Regions from separate parts of the Mus musculus genome. Here region 1 is linked to region 2. Evidence: chromatin loops called from intact Hi-C (ENCODE). Cell type or tissue: heart. All regions are shown on one strand. Links, peaks and the distances in the headings refer to the core of each region. The heading gives the core; the rest is flanking DNA. Region 1 has its middle 37 kb from the start of Gm21859. Region 2 has its middle 35 kb from the start of Gm21859.

Region 1 (8,328 bases), core at 314-8,313, 72 kb after region 2:
TGGGTTTAAAAAACTTATGAAAATTAATTCTTCCTGTTTTCACATTTTAAAAATGTTAAATTGGGAAAGTTAACATTCCACAGTTGAGAAACACACACATGCAAGCCCATCTCAGCATCCTGCAGAACTTCACCTGAGCTTGAGAGAGTTTCTACAAGACCTCTCCACGCTAGTCTCCTAGTCCCTCCCCCAGCAACTTCTGTAGGCCCCACCTTACCTGCTTTGGGAAGGGAAAAGATGGGAGGAGGGGGTGGGAGGGTACACCTGTAAGTTTAGCTCTGCTCTTCCCAGCAAAATAAAATAGTCAGAGGGACAAAGGGACACCCGGGAGGGAGCCTGACTCTTTCAGGTCAGGGTGGGTCAGGGCGGCTGCTCTCACCAAGCCACTTAGAAAGCAGCAGATTTACTTACTGCCCAAGGTCACTCCTGCCTGTGCCCAGAGCAGGAACAGCACCAGGACACCCCACCCCCGTACCAGTGGCAGCATCCTCCACAGGGAGCCCACAAACCACAGCTCACTCCCTAGAGGAGTTGGCTCTGCTTTCTCCTGACCAAAAGAGAGGGAGTGGGGTGGTGGGGCATAAACCAGCCAATCAGAAGCCTGTGGTGATACCACCAGCTCCCTGGGAAGGCATAGGAGGGGGGTTGAGATCACTGGGGGAAAAGCTCTGTTTTGTGGGAAGCAAAGGCTCTCATCTCCTAGGAACTAGTGAGGTCTCAGGGCAGTTCACACCTTGTAGCTGTGCTGTTTTAATGTGTGTGTGTCTGTGTGTCTGTGTGCCTGTCAGTGTGTCTGTGTCTGTCTGTGTGTGCGCGCGTCTGTGTGCATCTGTGTGTGTGTGTGTGTGTCTGTGTGTGCGCGCATGCGTGTGTGTATGTGTGTACATGTATTTCACAGCATGTGTGTGGAAGTTAGAGGACAACTTTGCAGGAGTCAGTTCTGCCAGATGGAGTTTGGGGACTGTGCTCAGGCTCTGCACTAAGCTCCATTATTGACTGAGTTATCTTACTGGCCCTGCGGATTTTGCTTGTTTGTTTTGTAATCTAACATATAAGACATAAAAAATGCCTGTCTTCATGCATGTAATTAAGTAGCCTTAAGGACATCTAAGCTACTGAGCCACCACCTGCTAGGCCTGTGGTCAGACGCTTGGCTTAGCTGTACCTGTGCTGGAGGCAACAGGGTGACCATGAGGGCAGATCTATGAGGCCTTGGGGACAGTGGTGTCACAGTGCTGGGGCTCAGGGCTTTCCCAGAGGATGGGAAAAGCTGAACTGATCACATCTACCTTGTACTCCCCAAACTGGTCTCAGTTTCCCTCCATGGGCCTTTTTTTGCTGATCTCCAGGTCCCAAAGCTCCCATGGCAAACGAAGTCTTCATGAAGCACTTGGTTGAGGTAGGAAATCTACAGTGCAGCTCCACCATTCAAGGTGGGAAGCTCAAGGCTGGAGCAGTGGCTCAGTGGGTGCTTGTGGATGGGTAAAGTGGGTAAGCTTGAGGGCTGTGATGGCTTGTATATTCTTGCACCAGGGAGTGTCACCATTTGGAGGTGTGGCCTTGTTGGAATAGGTGTGACCTGGTTGGAGTAGGTGTGTCACTGTGGGTGTGGGCTTAATACTCTCACCCTAGGTGCCTGGAAGTCAGTCTTCCACCTGCAGCCTTTGGATGAAGTAGTAGAACTCTCAGCTCTGCTTGTGCCATGCTCCCACCTTGATGATAATGGACTGAACCTCTGAACCTGTAAGCCAGCCCCAATGAAATGTTGTTTTTATAAGACTTGCCTTGGTCATGATGTTTGTGCAGGAATAGAAACCCTGACTAAGACAGGACCTAAGTTCAACTCCCAGCCACATGAAAGCCAGACATGTGGCTCACACCTACAACCATAGCACTGGGGAGGGGGAGCCCAGATCGGGCTGGCTAGTCTATGGGCTAGCCCAAAGTAGTGAATTTCAGATTTAATAAGAAACTCAGTTTCATAAGCTAAGGGGTCTGGGAAGAGTCCAGATTCCTGCACCATGTTGGGCAGATCACAATTGCCTGTAACTCTAGCTTCAGGAGATCAAAGCCCTCTTCTGGCCACTGTGGTCATGTACACACACACACACACACACACACACACACACACACACACACAAATAAAAATGTAAAAAGAGCCAGATATAAGGACATAAGTCCATATGTGCACGTGTGCATGCACACACAGACATACACACACAGAGAAATGCAGTGCACAATACTTCAGCATTGCCACAGCCTTGTGCATCTATCACACAGGCAGGTTTAAATTGCTTTGAAAGGAAACCTTAAGATCTTTAATCCAGAGCCTCTGGCCTCTGGCCCTGGCCACCATTTTTATTTTTATGGGTGTGTCCTTTGGATATTTCACACAAGCAGTGTGGCATATGGTCTTTTGTATATGCCTTCCTTTTCAAACAGGTGGTGTTCCCATCCCAAACATTGTTACTGTCCAGAGCCCTGATCCACAAGGCTGAAATCACAGCTTCTGGGGCCTATGGTGCTTGCCATGGTGACTTCAGGGAGAGGTAGAAAGCTGAGTCCCAGAAGGTTGTCTGAAGGGTGGCATGCCTAGTGGGGACACAAAATGCACCTACAGGTGACATGCACACTGAAACAGTGCTGGCCAGGGAGTGCCGGGCAGTTTCTTGTGGCCTCCAAGAACAGATCCTAACAGTAATAATAAGAACACTGTCCCCAGGAAGCTGTAGCTAGCACTGATAAAACCCTCACATGGAGCAATTCCATCAGTGCCTCAGCCATGCCCCCCCCCCCAGGTGGAGCAGGCCTCAGAGAGAGTAGGTAAGTCACTCCCCCAACCTCACACAGCTTCTGAGGGTTTTAATCTACTCTAGCTGAAGAGGCCTTGCTCTTTTAACCCTGGTGGCTTTCCTCGGCCCATCTCCACCTTCTCCCCTGGGAGAGTCTATCTCAGCCTATAGTCTGGATTCTCCCCATCCAGAGTCAGGAGAGTGAGCCAAAGCCTACCATCTCTGCTGTGTGGGCTCCAGGCAACACAGAAATGTTGACAGAGTGGGCATTCTACAAACCGGTGCCTACGCCCCACCGCAGCAACAGAATCACCAGGGTGGCCCCTCCTCCCGTCCTCCCAGCCATTGGTAGCTCATGGTTCTGCAGTCATTCCAGAACAAGAAAGGAGCTCCACACCCGGCCTCATCGCTTCACGTTTATAGTATTACAGGGCCAAACCTTGGTCAGCTGGCCATGGAGCCAGGATAAGGGACAGCATTCATGCAGACAAGCACCTGATGCAGACCCTGCCCCCACTTCCTATTCCCACGCCTACACTCCTGGCGCTAACGTGACGTCACTTCCTCTCACTGCACAATGACCAGAGCATGAGCCAGGCCTACTGCACATAGGCCGGGACTATTGGGTCAGAAGCCTACATCCTTCTAAGAATTTATTTTCTCTGTTCTGGAGACAGAAGCCAGGGCCTTGCCCGTGTGAGCTAAGTGCTCACTGCACACCTATAGCACTTGTTTCTTGTTTGATACTGTTTCACACTGATTTTATTTTTGTGTTTCTTTTTAAAGATTGCTATTTTGTATGTGTATGTTCCTGAGTACACTTATGTGAAACAGCCAAATACACATATGTACAATACATGTGTGGGTACCTGCAGAGCACAGAAATTAGTGCCAAATCTCCTGGAGCTGTAGTTTTGGGCAATTGTGAGCCACCCAGAGTTGGTGCTGGGAACCACACCCTGCCCCTCTGTAAGGGCAGTGAGCGCTTCTGACTGTGAGCCATCTCCCCACCACCTGCTCCCACCCCCAGCTTTGCTATTATGTTTTGATTTTCACTTTTTCCCAAGACCATATCCTTGTTCACAATTTTAGGTTTATAGAAAAAAAAATGAAAGAAAGCCAGGGGTGTCCCGTCCTTCTGTTTCATGCCTTCAGCCTGCCCACACTCCACAGCCCACACCATGGAGCTCCAGCTGCTAGGAGTCTTGGACCCACCAGTGGCTCAAGTGGCTCACAAGAAGGTTGCTTCTGAACATGATGGTGCAAGCCTACTATCTCAGACTCAAGAGGCTGAGGCAGGAGGATCAAAATTTCCCTGGAGATATTTTCTGTGTCTCAGAAAAGCAAAAACAAGAGGTGGGTTGTGTGTGTGTGTGTGTGTGTGTGTGTGTGTGTTATGTAGCCCAGGCTGACCCAGAAAGTCTGATCCTCCTGCCCTCCATGCCCCAAGTGCTAGGTGAACTGCTCAGATAGTGCTGGGAATTAAGCTCAACGACTCCCTCCCACTAGGCAACACCCTGCCCACTGAGTCAGGTCCCCAGCATTCCTGTGCAGAGCCAGGGACATCCCATGGGAAAGGTCACCAGCAGAGGGCCCTCGAGCTGCGGGAGCCTGGTGGGCCTGCCTTATGAAATGCTGCTTGTCTGTTATCTTTGGGAAGAAAGGAGCAGGAAGGCTCTGTCCCTTTTCCATTGACTGTTCAATGAACTGTATGACCTTTGAAAACCTGCTTTCTTTCTTCCTTTCTTTCTTTTTTTTTTCCTCTTTCTCTTTCCTTTTCTTTTCTTTTCTCTCCTTTTCTTTTTGAGACAGGGTTTCTCTACAACACAGCCCTGCTGTCCTAGGGCTGACTCTGTAAACCAGACTGGCCCCAAACCCACAGAGATGCCTTTGCCTCTGCCTCCCAAGTACTGGGATTAAAGGTGTGCACAGTCACTGCCTGTCAAAAACAAGTTTCATGATCTCTTTGTGTTTATTCATTCACAGGCAAAAACCAAAGGGCTGAAAATGATAAGCGAAGTGTTTCCTCCCTGTGTTCAATGGAGAACAAAGGCCAGAGAGGAGTCAGAAGCAGGAGCTGTCACGTGAGGAGCCTAGCATGGCCCAGACTCTGGAGACAGATGGTGCAGTCAGCAGACACAGTAGACCAGCAAGCACCCTGCTCACAGGAGAGGGCAGAGATTTACACAAAAGCAATACAACTCATAGCAAGCAACTATGTGCTCCTCTACAGGCATACAACTATCTTAGGTACCAGCATGTCACTTGTAAGCATTTACCCACAAGAGGAGAAAGCACACAAGGGGCCAGCCAAATGACCCAGCTTGTAAAGGTGCTTGCCACCAAACCTGATGACCTGAGTTCAGTCCGCAGGACCCACACGATGGAAGGAAAGAAGTGGCTCGTACTCTGTCTAAGCCTCTATATGTACACCATGGTACATGTGCGCCTACACAGTCACACACCCAATAAATGAACGGGGGCGGGGGGGAAGACACACAACTTCATTCTGTATGGATGTCCACAGCTGCTTTTTTTTTTACTCAGAGTTAGAAACAACACAAACAGCCCTCAAAAAGAACCTAGATAGACAGGTTGGGTAATCCATGAAGTGGAATACTATACAACAATAAAAAGGTGCAAGGTCTAAGGATTGACATCATAGTCCACAATCTCAGGAAGGGAGGGCTCACCTGGACATGTATCAGTAACTTAACTCTGAGCATTGCAGTATTTACCTCTGTTAATTAAGTAAGGAGACTTGCCAAACAGCTGCAGTGTGTAGCCAGCCCACACTGTCCTAACTACTGCTCTGATGTGGGGTGCTGGGAAAACTCTTAATGACAGGCTGACACCCACAAACATACCAGTGAACCCTTACTCATTGCCAGCTGATAGACTTTCCCAATCAGAGGTCAGGTTCCTGATCCTGCTGGAACCAAGGCCTCAGGCCAGCTGAGAGACGGCAGCAGGCAGGAAGGCAAACTCACAGCCCATGACTCCTCACTGCAAGGTGGGCTGGAGAAGCTCCGCCTCCTCTTCCGTCTCTATGGGACACTTCCAGGTGCCCAGTACTCCTGGTGTTGCGGGCTCTCCATGTTACATGGGGAGGGGGTCTAGGCATGGACAGTCACCAAGTGCTGAATGCAAGCCAGGAGAAAGGCATAGAAAAATCCCTCCTCCTTCCTCCCATAAAAAGTTCTCCGCAGGGGCACATACATGAAGAGGATGCGCTGCTTAAGACTCCTGTTTCCTTCCTAATGCTAAGTCTTTCAAAAGAGCTTGAACTGCCAGCCTGATCCTTGGCTGTCTTTCACTGTCCCAGGCTATGCACTCTGACCTCAAGAAGCCACTGGCACTGTGTACTCAAGCTCAGAAAGCAGCACATGGTTTCTATCCAAAGCCCCACTGTCCTTCCCCAGGAGTGGGCTCTGGACCAGAACACTCCGGTCGGGGCTCCCACCAGGTCCCTGGATGGGCGTGTGTACAGCACATGTGTCGGCACAGCCACACTGGGTAGTTTGGCAAGCTCATTTATTTTGGAGGGCTCTCTTTTGGTTTTGAGATGGGGGGTCTCACTACAGGTCAGGCTAGCCTGAAAATCCTGATCTTTCTGCCTCCACCTCTGATGTTCAGGAATGATAGGTGTGCCTCACCAAGCCCCACTTGATCAGCTTGTTAATGATAATTTCCATCTGCAAATGCGCCCGCCCACCCACCATCACCCAGAATTTCAAAAGAATATAAGAAGGGCACTAAGCTATGTCGGATCAGGTGTAGTCGATGCTGCTTGCCTAGCGTGCGTGAAGTTCTGGGTTCTGTGCCCAGCACTAGATAAAGGCTAGTGAGCATGTCTGTAATGACAGCAGCGGGGAGGTGGAGGCTTATGTTATCCTGAGATGTAGTGAATCTGAGGACAGCTGGGGCTACGCGAGACCCTCTCAAAACAAACAAAATACTGTGAAGCCATCATTTACCAGCAAATGGAATGTGCATATTCGTTTCCTTCTGGGCAGCACATACAGAGAGCAGCAGGTCCTAAAAAGCACAAGCCTGTCAAAGATAAAGAGACTGCCACTAACACACGAGTGATAGATAAGGCTCACTCAGACTGTGGAATACTACACAGCAGTGAAAAGGAAGAAAGCAATGTTCAAGTTACAACACACATTAACCTCAAAAGTGTTTAAAAAAAAGTCAGGACACACAGGGAAGCCCGGGTAGCATTTGACTGTTTACATGAAATATCCTGAATAAGTAAATCTACAGAGACAAGAAACAGATTGGCTGTGGGTGGGTGGGGTCACACACTACTCAAAGGTTCAGAGTTCCTTTCTGGGGAGATAAACTATTAACAACCCTGCAAACATACTCAAAATCATGCATTGTGTTGAGGGGCTTGTGGCTCACGCCTGTCATTCCAGTACTTAGAAGGCAGAAGTAGATGGATCAGGAATTTGGGGGCAGCCTGAGCCACATAAGACCCTGTCTCAAAAAACAAAACCAAAATGTATCACACACCTCAGGTGAGTTATGTGGAGTGTGAATAAACTCAGTCTCTGTAAAGATGAACTCCACTCCCACAAAAAAAAAAAAAAAAAAAAAAAGAATTCTTACCTCTAGTAAGAGGTAAGCTCTAGTAGGGGCTGTTGACAGTTCCTCCCTCCCTCCCTTCCTCTCCCCCTCCCTCCCTTCCTTTCTCTCCCTTTCCTTCCTCTCTCCTCCCTCCTTTCCTTTCCTTTCCTTTCCTTTCCTTTCCTTTCCTTTCCTTTCCTTTCCTTTCCTTTCCTTTCCTTTCCTTTCCTTTCCTTTCGACAGGGTTCCAAGTGGCCCACGACAACTCTATTTTCTATATAGCTAAGGGTAGCCTTGAACTTATGACAGGTGTGGTGCTGAGACTGCATATGCGGGATAAGCTCCCCACCAACTGAGCTCCATCCCAGATATGTTCTGTGCACTTCAGGTTGTCTTAGGCACATGGCCTCTCACATCTGCTTTCTCTTTGCTCCGTGCTTTTGAGGCTCACCCACACCATGGGTGTGGGCACTTTTTTCCTTTTTTAGGACATAACATGTGTTTAACCGTAAGCTCAGGCCAGCCAGGGATACAAATCCTGAGTGTGGGAGGACTGGCTGTGGGCCCTGCGCTTTGCTGGAGCTCTAGAGTGATTTTTGTGCCTAATAGGCACTGAGAGTCATGTTGGAAAAACATATACATGTGTGTGTGCATGTGTGTGTGTGTGTGTGTGTGTGTTTTAAGCACAGCTGGTGTGAGACTATTGGGTGGAGACCAAGGAGGCTGCTGAACATCCTACAGCTCACAGCCCCCACAGAAGGATGTGGCCAGGGTCGTGATGTATTCTAAGTCCTGGGTGAATTTTAGACCTGAGGTCCCTCTGCTGTGAACAGTTCCAACATTGCTACCCAGCATGCACAGCCTCCTCAAGCCCCCTTGCTTTATTTGTAAGTGCCACCGAAGGCTGCCTTTCATCCCGGGTTCTCAGCAGGAGTAAAGGGATCTCAGTGTGCATTTATAA
Region 2 (8,328 bases), core at 251-8,250:
CAGGGCCCCACAGGCCTGCGGTGGGGCCAGGCTCCAGGTTCCTTGAAGCTGACAAGAACCGGAAGTTAAACAAAAGCCTGCTGGGCGCAAAGGATCCCAGGCAAGAGCTCACCAGTGAGCCAGTACCTACCTGACCTAGGCAGCTAGGCAGCCATCCCAGGCCACACGGTGCATAGAGGACTTTCCAGCCCAGGCGATCTTCAGAGTCCCAGGATGGCTGAACCTGTATGAGGGATGAGCAGAGGAGAGGCTGTCATCACCTCAGAGGGGAGAAGCTGGCAAGACTTTGCCTGCCTTCATCTTCCCCTGTAAGAAAATGGAGGCTAGAGACTTCTGCTCCTCTTTGTAGGTAGGTGTCCCTACTGGGATACTGAGAAAGCTCCCACTCCTTGATGACAGGATGTCAGCTGTCCCTTCTGGTCCCAGGTGTCCTCCCCCACCCACCTTCCAGCCTCTTCTGACTGAGGAAGCTCCGCAGCTTAGCCCTGGCACAGGGCCTTTGCACTGCTGTCCTTGCTCACGCTTTCGGGTCCTTCCCATCCAGCCCCTGTACACGTGCTCCACCGTGCCTATCACTCCCGATTTTTAAAAGCTGTGTCCATTTGCTTGCACTTGAGGGTGGCAAGAGGAGGCTCAGAGAAGCCGCACAGTTTGAGGATGCACAGTGGGTGGGGAGGCCGACTGTTCTGCTCAACCCTCCCTGGGGTGGCTACATATGCAGATTATCATACAGATGAGCCCAGAGACTCTTAAGGACTATTTTCTCCTTTGAAAACCCACAGATATGCAAGCATGGTGCAAGCACAGGGCTCCAACCGGGCACCGAGTAGAGGACCCTTGAGGTCATGCTGTGTCTGCTGAACAGGGCCTTCCTACCTTGTCCAGGGCCCAAGCCAGATGTCTGCAGCCTCCCTGTCTCCTAGAGTGAAGTTCTGTTCCTAGTGAGGCTGCAAGATCTACCTCTGCCCCACCTGGAGAGGTGAAAAGAATGGACAGAAGTGGGGAGGAGGGAGGGGTGGGCATGTGAGAGCCAGTTCTCAGCCCTCTTTCCCCACATGCCCCCCCTCCACCAGTCCCCCAGGGAGGGAGCCTTCAGGAGGCTCAGGGAGGACAGGAGAAACAGGAGCATGCCTGGGAGAGTGGCTAAGGACTGGTGCTGCTGGCTCTGTTACTCCAGAGCAGTGACAGCACCTCTCTGTCCTTCAATGTCAGGCTCTGAAAACAGCGATGGCAATAGCCATAGCAGGATTGAGAGTGGGATAGATTTGTGACACAGGACCACATCAGCTGTACTCGTCACATGGGACTGGAACCAAGGTCCCCTGACCCCACCTTTGGGCATCTAGTGCAGCTGCCGACCCCCAGTCAGGCTCGCTGAGCAGGGTCTCCTTCCAGCCCCACTGCCTAACTAATCTTTATTGTCCCAAGTCACAGCCAGGTCACCCTGGTGGCTGTCTCTCGAGTATCCCAAGAACAGGCAGAGGCTGAAGCATTGTGGCAGGGACAGAGACAGCTGGTGGGTAAGCTCTGCTGTGGGGGACATGGTGGAGAGGGTGGCTGTAGCCTACCCCAGCCTTGAGTAGGCTGGCTTTGACCTTGCTGCCACTGAGTATGAGACCACCTGGAGTGGAGCCTTCCTACTTAGATGGCTCTATTCTTCTGTCATCTGTTGCTGCTCTTCTCCAAGACACTGTTACCTGCTGAGAGGCCCTTGAGATATTCCTGAGACAGCATCCAGCAGATCACCTACAGGCTGGCAACAGGCACCAAGAATGGATTGGCGGGGGATGGGCCTCCCCCTTTATAAGCACAGACTCTTAGTAAACTTGGGGGCCTTGAACAGAAACGCATCTTGGCCTCCATTATTTCTCTCGTCGTTCTCTCCCATACAGCTCCTGCCTCCCACTCAGGAACCCAGTTAGTGTGGCCGCAGGCGGCTTACAGGTGGCAGTGACTTCATGTAAGATTATGGCTGTGGGTTTAGGTCATAGCAGGAGACTGGTTTGGGGGACTCAACTGATAACAAAAGCTACTCAGGTGGGTGGCCACCTCACCTATTTTATAAAACTTGGAAGCCACACGTTTGTTCGGTTATGATACCACTTAAAGGCAACCTTCCTCCACAGAACCAACTCATGAGCCCCAGTTTCCTTTTGTTGTTAATTTCAGTTTACTTGAGACAGGGTTTCATGTAGCTGAGGATGACCTTGACCTGACCTTCTGGCCTCTACTTCATAGGGGCTGGGATTGCGGACATCTTTCCTCAAACCCTCACTACTTTTTTTAAGGTGCTGAGGATCGAACATTCTAGGTAAACAATTCTATCAACTGGGTTGCAGCCCCATCCTCTCTGTGATTTTGCTTATCTCTGCCTGTCTCCTCTGATGGCTGAGTCTTGGACCATCTTATGTCCTGAGGATTCCCTGGACACAAGGACTAGCAGATACTCACTCACAGCCGGCAGAGCACCCCAACCCCACTCTTGCCCGTCAGCTACTCACCCTGAAGACGGATGGTCCTCAAGGGCTCTGAGAGCGACTCAGAGAGGCTCCCATTGAGGGCCACCTCCCTGCCATGCCACAGTACCACCTGGTACAGGATGTGGGTGCTTTGTGCTTTCTGGATCACAGTCCTCAGGGCCAGCTCCGTGGGAAGTGTGCTGAGCTGGAAGAGAATGGGGTGGCTGGTGTGGAACCCAGCCACGCACTGCTTGGGGTGGGGAAGGAGAGACACACCCAGAAAGAAAAAGGAACTGTGTGTGGATCAGTGTTTCCTGCATCTTCAGAACCACAATGCTAAGCATGAGCAGGGAGTGGGGCAGATTGTGAGCAGCAGAGGGTAGAGAGCCCATGAGCTCTGCAGACATGCAGTGCGCCTCTGAACTGTTTCCTATGAGGTAAGAATGCCAGCTCCCATTGTATCCATCCCTCCTTTTCTGTCCCCCTGTGTAGCCCAGGCTATCCTATAACTCACCACAGTTACTCCCTAGTGCTATGACTCCGCAGGTTTCCTATGCATGTCTAAAGCCATCCCCACCAGCTCCTCCCTGGGTAAGGGACCTTTCCTTCCTGCCTAGCTGCCATTCCCCCTTGCTATCACCTGCAGGCCTATTACAGCACTGCAGCTATGGAAACCTGACATTTCCTGGGAGGAAGGTGCTTGTAGCATAGTGCCGTCTGTGTGGGCTGACAATCCCGGCACACGAAAAGTGTTCTTCCCCGTGCCATTCCTGCAGAGCCTGTCTGTCCCAGTTCAGGGCCTTCTGTAGTTCTCAGACTCATTCCACCCCAGGCTTTTAGCATGGAGTGCTCTTTTCCCAGACTGCTTGTCATATAGGATAAGGTCAAATGTCACCTCCTCGGTGATACTACCTGACCTCCTAATCATTCATATATAGAACTTATATGGGTTTTTTTGTCATCTGCCTCCACTGGATTATATGTTCAGTGGCAGTCAGGGCTCACCCATTCTGTTTTATGCTATATCCCAGCTTCTGGAGCGGTACCTAGGGTCTAGGAGATGATTAGTCGATTATGGAGGTGAGACATACAGCTGAGTGTCTCTTCCAGCCATTTTTCCCCCTTCTGAGCCTACCCCAGAAGCAAAGCCTCAAATGAAGTTCTCTTCTTCCTAGAAAGACATACACACCTGGGGGGTGAGATCTGTTGCATCTGGATGACATTGGCAAGGCTGTCCTTAGCAGCTAGCAGGCTGGTGCTCACATGGAAACAGTGCTCCCCCACCTCTAGGGCAAAGCTGATTTTGGTCTCATCCTTGGAGCACCGGAGCTGGTGTAGGGGCGATGCCTTCGTCAGCCAAGTAGCAGCTGGCTCCAGGCTCTGCCTCCCAGAGCCCCAGACCCAAAGGGCACACAGACCCTGGGGTGAAGAAACTGTTGAAATGAGGGTCTTGAGTCAGATAGGGTCAGCCTGGTGTTACCTAGGGCCAGCCTGGTACTACCTGCCCTGTGGCCAGAGACTGGCAACATACCTCATGGCTCAAGGCAAGGATCTAGTTGTGATACCACTTATGACCACAGAGGGCAGTGCTACACAGGACAATGCTGGGGTGATAGATCAGGCTCCAGGACAGCTCTCCTAGCCATGGGTTGAGTTATTGACAGCTAGATCTTTGATCTCCTGAGCCTAGGGCATTTGATCTTACAGATAAGGATGCTTGCTTTATTAATTGACTGGTTTGAAAACTGTACTGAAGTGATGTGCCATCTTATGGGCTGGCAGAGTGACTGTCAGTATAGATTCCAGACTCCCATAGAAGAACCATAAAGACTTAGGGAAAGGAACAAGAATTGGTGCTCATACTTTGGGGTCCACAGTTTCCTTATTCCACCCCACTGAGTCTACCTGGATTATAAAATTAAGTTTATTATCACGAGTAAAAACTAAACAAGAGGACTGGAGAGGACACTCAGTTAAGAGCACTGGCTGCCCATCTGGAGGACGTGGGTTTGAGTCCCAGCACCCACTTAGCGGCTCAAATCTGTCAGTTTTTTGAGTCCCTGGAAAGACAATGTTCTCTCTGGCCTCTGAAGACACCAGGCATTCACATGGTACCCAGATATACACTGTAGGCAAAACACCCAAACACACAAAATAATAAAGTAAGAACTAAATGATTTTAAAATGCTGCTTCCAACAAGCTCAGAGGCCCTGTCAGCATGTTTAAGCTAATTCTCATCCAGTACAAACAATCAAAAAATGCAAACAATGATGCTCTGCAGACTGACTGCCTTGACATGCCAGGGGAGCACACATGAGGACTTTTAAAGAAAGTTAGTGAGAAAAGACGAAAGGGAAAGATCCAGGCAGTGGGCAAAGCACTAAGCAGGTATGATTGTAGAATACAGGCTCTGAGGTTAGATCTGTGGACTTAATCATGACTCCCCAGCCTACTAGCCAGCACACAAACAACTCGGAGTCTTTGCCCAGTTTCATTATTTTTAAAAAATAAGAATACTAAATACAATAGAGCTAAATGAGCTGTGACATAAGGGATGAAGAGTGCACCCCTGTATTCTGAGCACTCAAAAAAGGAAGTTCTAACCTGGGCTACAGAAGACCATGTATCTAAGAAACTAAACATCCCAGCTTTTGGGATTACACAGTGTTATATAAAAATCCTTGTTTTACAAAACGCTCGAGGTCTTTAGGAGCAGGGACAGAGCCTTGTTAGCTCAGTTACATGGAAATGTGTGGTCTGCCTTGGCCGATCACCACTTCCTTGCTGTTGATTGAGACAGGGTCTCATGTAGCCCAGGCTGGCCTGAAATGAGCTATGTAGCTAAGGCTGGTGTTGGCCTTCTGATCCTCTTGTTTCTACCTCCTAGTGTAGGGTTATAGATATGCATAGCTTATGGGGGGCTGGGGCTGGAGCCCAAGGCCTTATCCACATTAGGCATCCCACCTGCTGAGCCTCATCCTTGGCCCAACAGAGACCTTTCCTGTGTGCTGAGACCATCTAAGAGACACTTGAGAACAAACTAAAGTGGTCTTTGACTACGGTGCTCCCACCAGGGAAAGGGCTGTAGACAGCAGGCACTCTGTAAACAAAGGCAGGCCAGGACACAAGAAGGAGGACATTGGAACCAAGCCTGACAGCTGGTTGGGAAATGCAGTGGCCAGGGATTGGGGTAGGGGTGTATGGCTCAGTAGTAGAGAGCTTGGCTAGCATTCATGAGGCCATGGGCCAGGCCTAAGAACAGGCAGAGGGACAGTGGGCAAGGGAAGGGGAGGATGGGGAGGAGGGGCAGAGGTAGGGAGGGTGGGAACAGGAAGTGGGGAAGTACTGGCCAGTTGGCACGCCTCATCACTCACTGGCTTTACCAAGCAACTACTCTGTATTGGTCCCTGTGCCAAGGGCTGGCTGGCATCCCCTGTAGGAGCTCCTTCTTTGGGGACTAGGGACAGACAAGGAGGTGAACAGTAACAATGCAGAGGCTGCTTTCAGTCATAGCCCAACAAGCCACCCTGTCGACCCAGGCTTCCCTGTAATGGCTCCAGGGTGGGGTGGGGAGTGGAGTTTGCTCTGCTCAAAGGGCTGGGGCAGCTGCTGCAGCTGCTGGGACATGCCAGGTTGGGGAGCCAGGTGGAGTATCAGGTAACAGGCACCAGAGCCGGCAGACCTCCCAGCTCCCCAGGGTCCCCTGGGTCCCTCTGAAATGTACACATAGGGATGTTTGGGAAAGCCAGAGGGGGAACCAGGGTTTTAGAATGGATGTCTCTGGAGTGCACTGCAGGCCTTTGACAGACTTGGAGGTGCTGACACCGCCTAGGCTGCACTGTCTGGAACCTTAGGAGCTGGGGGTGCTGGGGTGGTTACCTTGGCCGTGGAAGGGGCTGATCCAGGACAGCAGCCCAGAATGGAGGGGAGGCGGCACCAGCCCCACGGCAGCAGCTCTGTGCTGGAGCCGGCATGAGCATGTCCAGTTCAGCGCTAACCCGCTAGCCTGAGGTGAGAGGGTCAGAGAGTCCCCAGTGTGAGTGGTCTACCCAAGTGTGGGCTTCTGTCACCAGGGGACCGGGTCACAGGTCCCACTCGTGCAGCTTCTGTCTAGCTCTGGCACACCTCCCTCTTAACCTCAGCTTCCCTAAAAGGGCTAAACATGGCTCTGGACTGTGTATCTTCCAAGAGCCCACATTCTTGGGTTTGTATAGCAGGAGCCCTCGGGGATATGGGCAGCAGCCTTACTCCGGAACCCCAACCTGCTCCCAGGAGTCCTCCATGCAGCCCTTCTGCAAGTTGCTTATCTGTGGGGCCATAGAATCTGCAGTAGAGACTGTTCTATGCACCCATGGGTGTTTAGCAATGTTACTCTCCTGGCTTAGCCACCAGACATTTCCCCAGGCAGTGCAAAACCTCACCCAGTTGACAGTGTGGGGACTGAGTTCAAGAAGGGGAGCTGGTACCCCACACCCCACTTAGCAGGAAAGAGTCCAAGAGTTCCACTAAGACCAGTGGCTGGAGAGAGAGAGAGAGAGAGACCTTCAGAAGAGTAGTCAGTGCTCTTACCCACTGAGCCATCTTGATAGCCCCCATAACCAGGCCAACTCTTTGGTTGTCATTGTTTTAACTGAGCCTCTACAAACTGTAAAGTGCTGTGAGCACCTGTCACACATGTCTGCTATGTGTAGGGCAAGGAAAGGGAGGGGACATGGATCTTATGGTTGGGACTCCTGGATATCAGGGACACCATGAATATTAACACCAAACAAAGTGTCATTGTATGCTGCGGCCACTAGGGAGGGGAGAGAGGAAGAAGGGAGGAAGGGAGAGAGGAAGGGAGAGAGGAAGGGAGAGAGGAAGGGAGAGTGGAAGGGAGAGTGGAAGGGAGAGAGGAAGGAGTGAGGAAGGGAGAGAGGAGGGAGAGGGCTGGGATCTAGTGTAGACCCCAGAAAGCCCAATGCCAGCTTATGAGTGATCTCAGAAAACTGAATGACAAAGATGGAAACATTTGAAGCCAGAGGAAAATGATCCAGATGATAGGGAAATCATTCAGGGTCCAGGGTGGTTGAGAGGCAGACCCCTGCATCTATCTGGAGAGCAGAGGAAGGCAGAATGTAAAGTCAGACTCTGGAATCACAGACTGCCTGAATTCAAGGCCATTATAAACATTATAAATCTTCATTATAAGCCAGCTGTGTGGCCTGAAACAAGTGACTCAACCTCTCTGAGCCTCCACCCCTTGTCTGCAGAAGGAAGGAACGGGGAGAGGAGCTGGAAGGGCACTGGGTGGAGCTCTGAGGCTCTCAGGGTCAATATTGATTGTCTACTTGACAGGATCTAGCATTCCCAAAGAGCTAAGCCTCTGGACATGCCTGTGAGAAATTTTCTAGAATTGGTAACAGAGGTGGGAAGGGTCATCCTGTTGGGGTCCCAGACCAAATATACAGGAGAAAGCAGGCTGAGTAGCAGCATCCATCTCTGCTTCCTGACCGTGGATGCTGTGTGAGCGATGTCTCACGATCTGCTGCACGGCTCTCCATTACAGTGAATGGTGAGCCAGGCAGCCCCTCATCCTTTAAGTTAGTGACTTTCACAGTGGCTCTTCCAGAGCTGACTTCCAGTGACAGAGAGCTGAGCAGAGTGCAGAAAGCTTGCCTGGCCGACAGACATGCAGTAAGTGTTCGGTCACTGCTGGCCCTTACCCTGTCCTCCTTGTCCCTTAGGACCACTTGAGGAACACCAGGGCATCTGTGCTGTGATTTCTGATGCCTGGCCAGAAGTCAGAGAGTAAAAATACCTTTTCCTTCTCCTACTTTGGGAAATTATGTACTTCTAATGAGTAGCAAGGACTAGGATGTCTTGGTC

What was found. A loop is a pair of places that touch in the nucleus more often than their neighbours do. Peaks named below come from ENCODE experiments on the same cell type or tissue, not always from the same donor. Only the 100,000 strongest peaks of a DNase experiment are listed, where the experiment ranks them.
Region 1: it touches region 2 in a loop (2.1-fold over the local background); 12 of 42 quality-filtered maps call a loop at or near these places.

What each region holds. Positions count from the first base shown.
Region 1 is chr16:10,947,404-10,955,731 of GRCm38, forward strand. No RefSeq gene overlaps it. Among named protein-coding and RNA genes, the nearest start is that of Gm21859, 37 kb to the left of the region's middle. In heart, for the core only: a CTCF peak has its summit at 4,384 (motif pointing right); DNase peaks (open chromatin) are centred at 3,318 and 4,368; H3K27ac peaks cover 467 bases.
Region 2 is chr16:10,875,660-10,883,987 of GRCm38, forward strand. No RefSeq gene overlaps it. Among named protein-coding and RNA genes, the nearest start is that of Gm21859, 35 kb to the right of the region's middle. In heart, for the core only: a CTCF peak has its summit at 4,035; a DNase peak (open chromatin) is centred at 4,022; H3K27ac peaks cover 628 bases; H3K27me3 peaks cover 939 bases.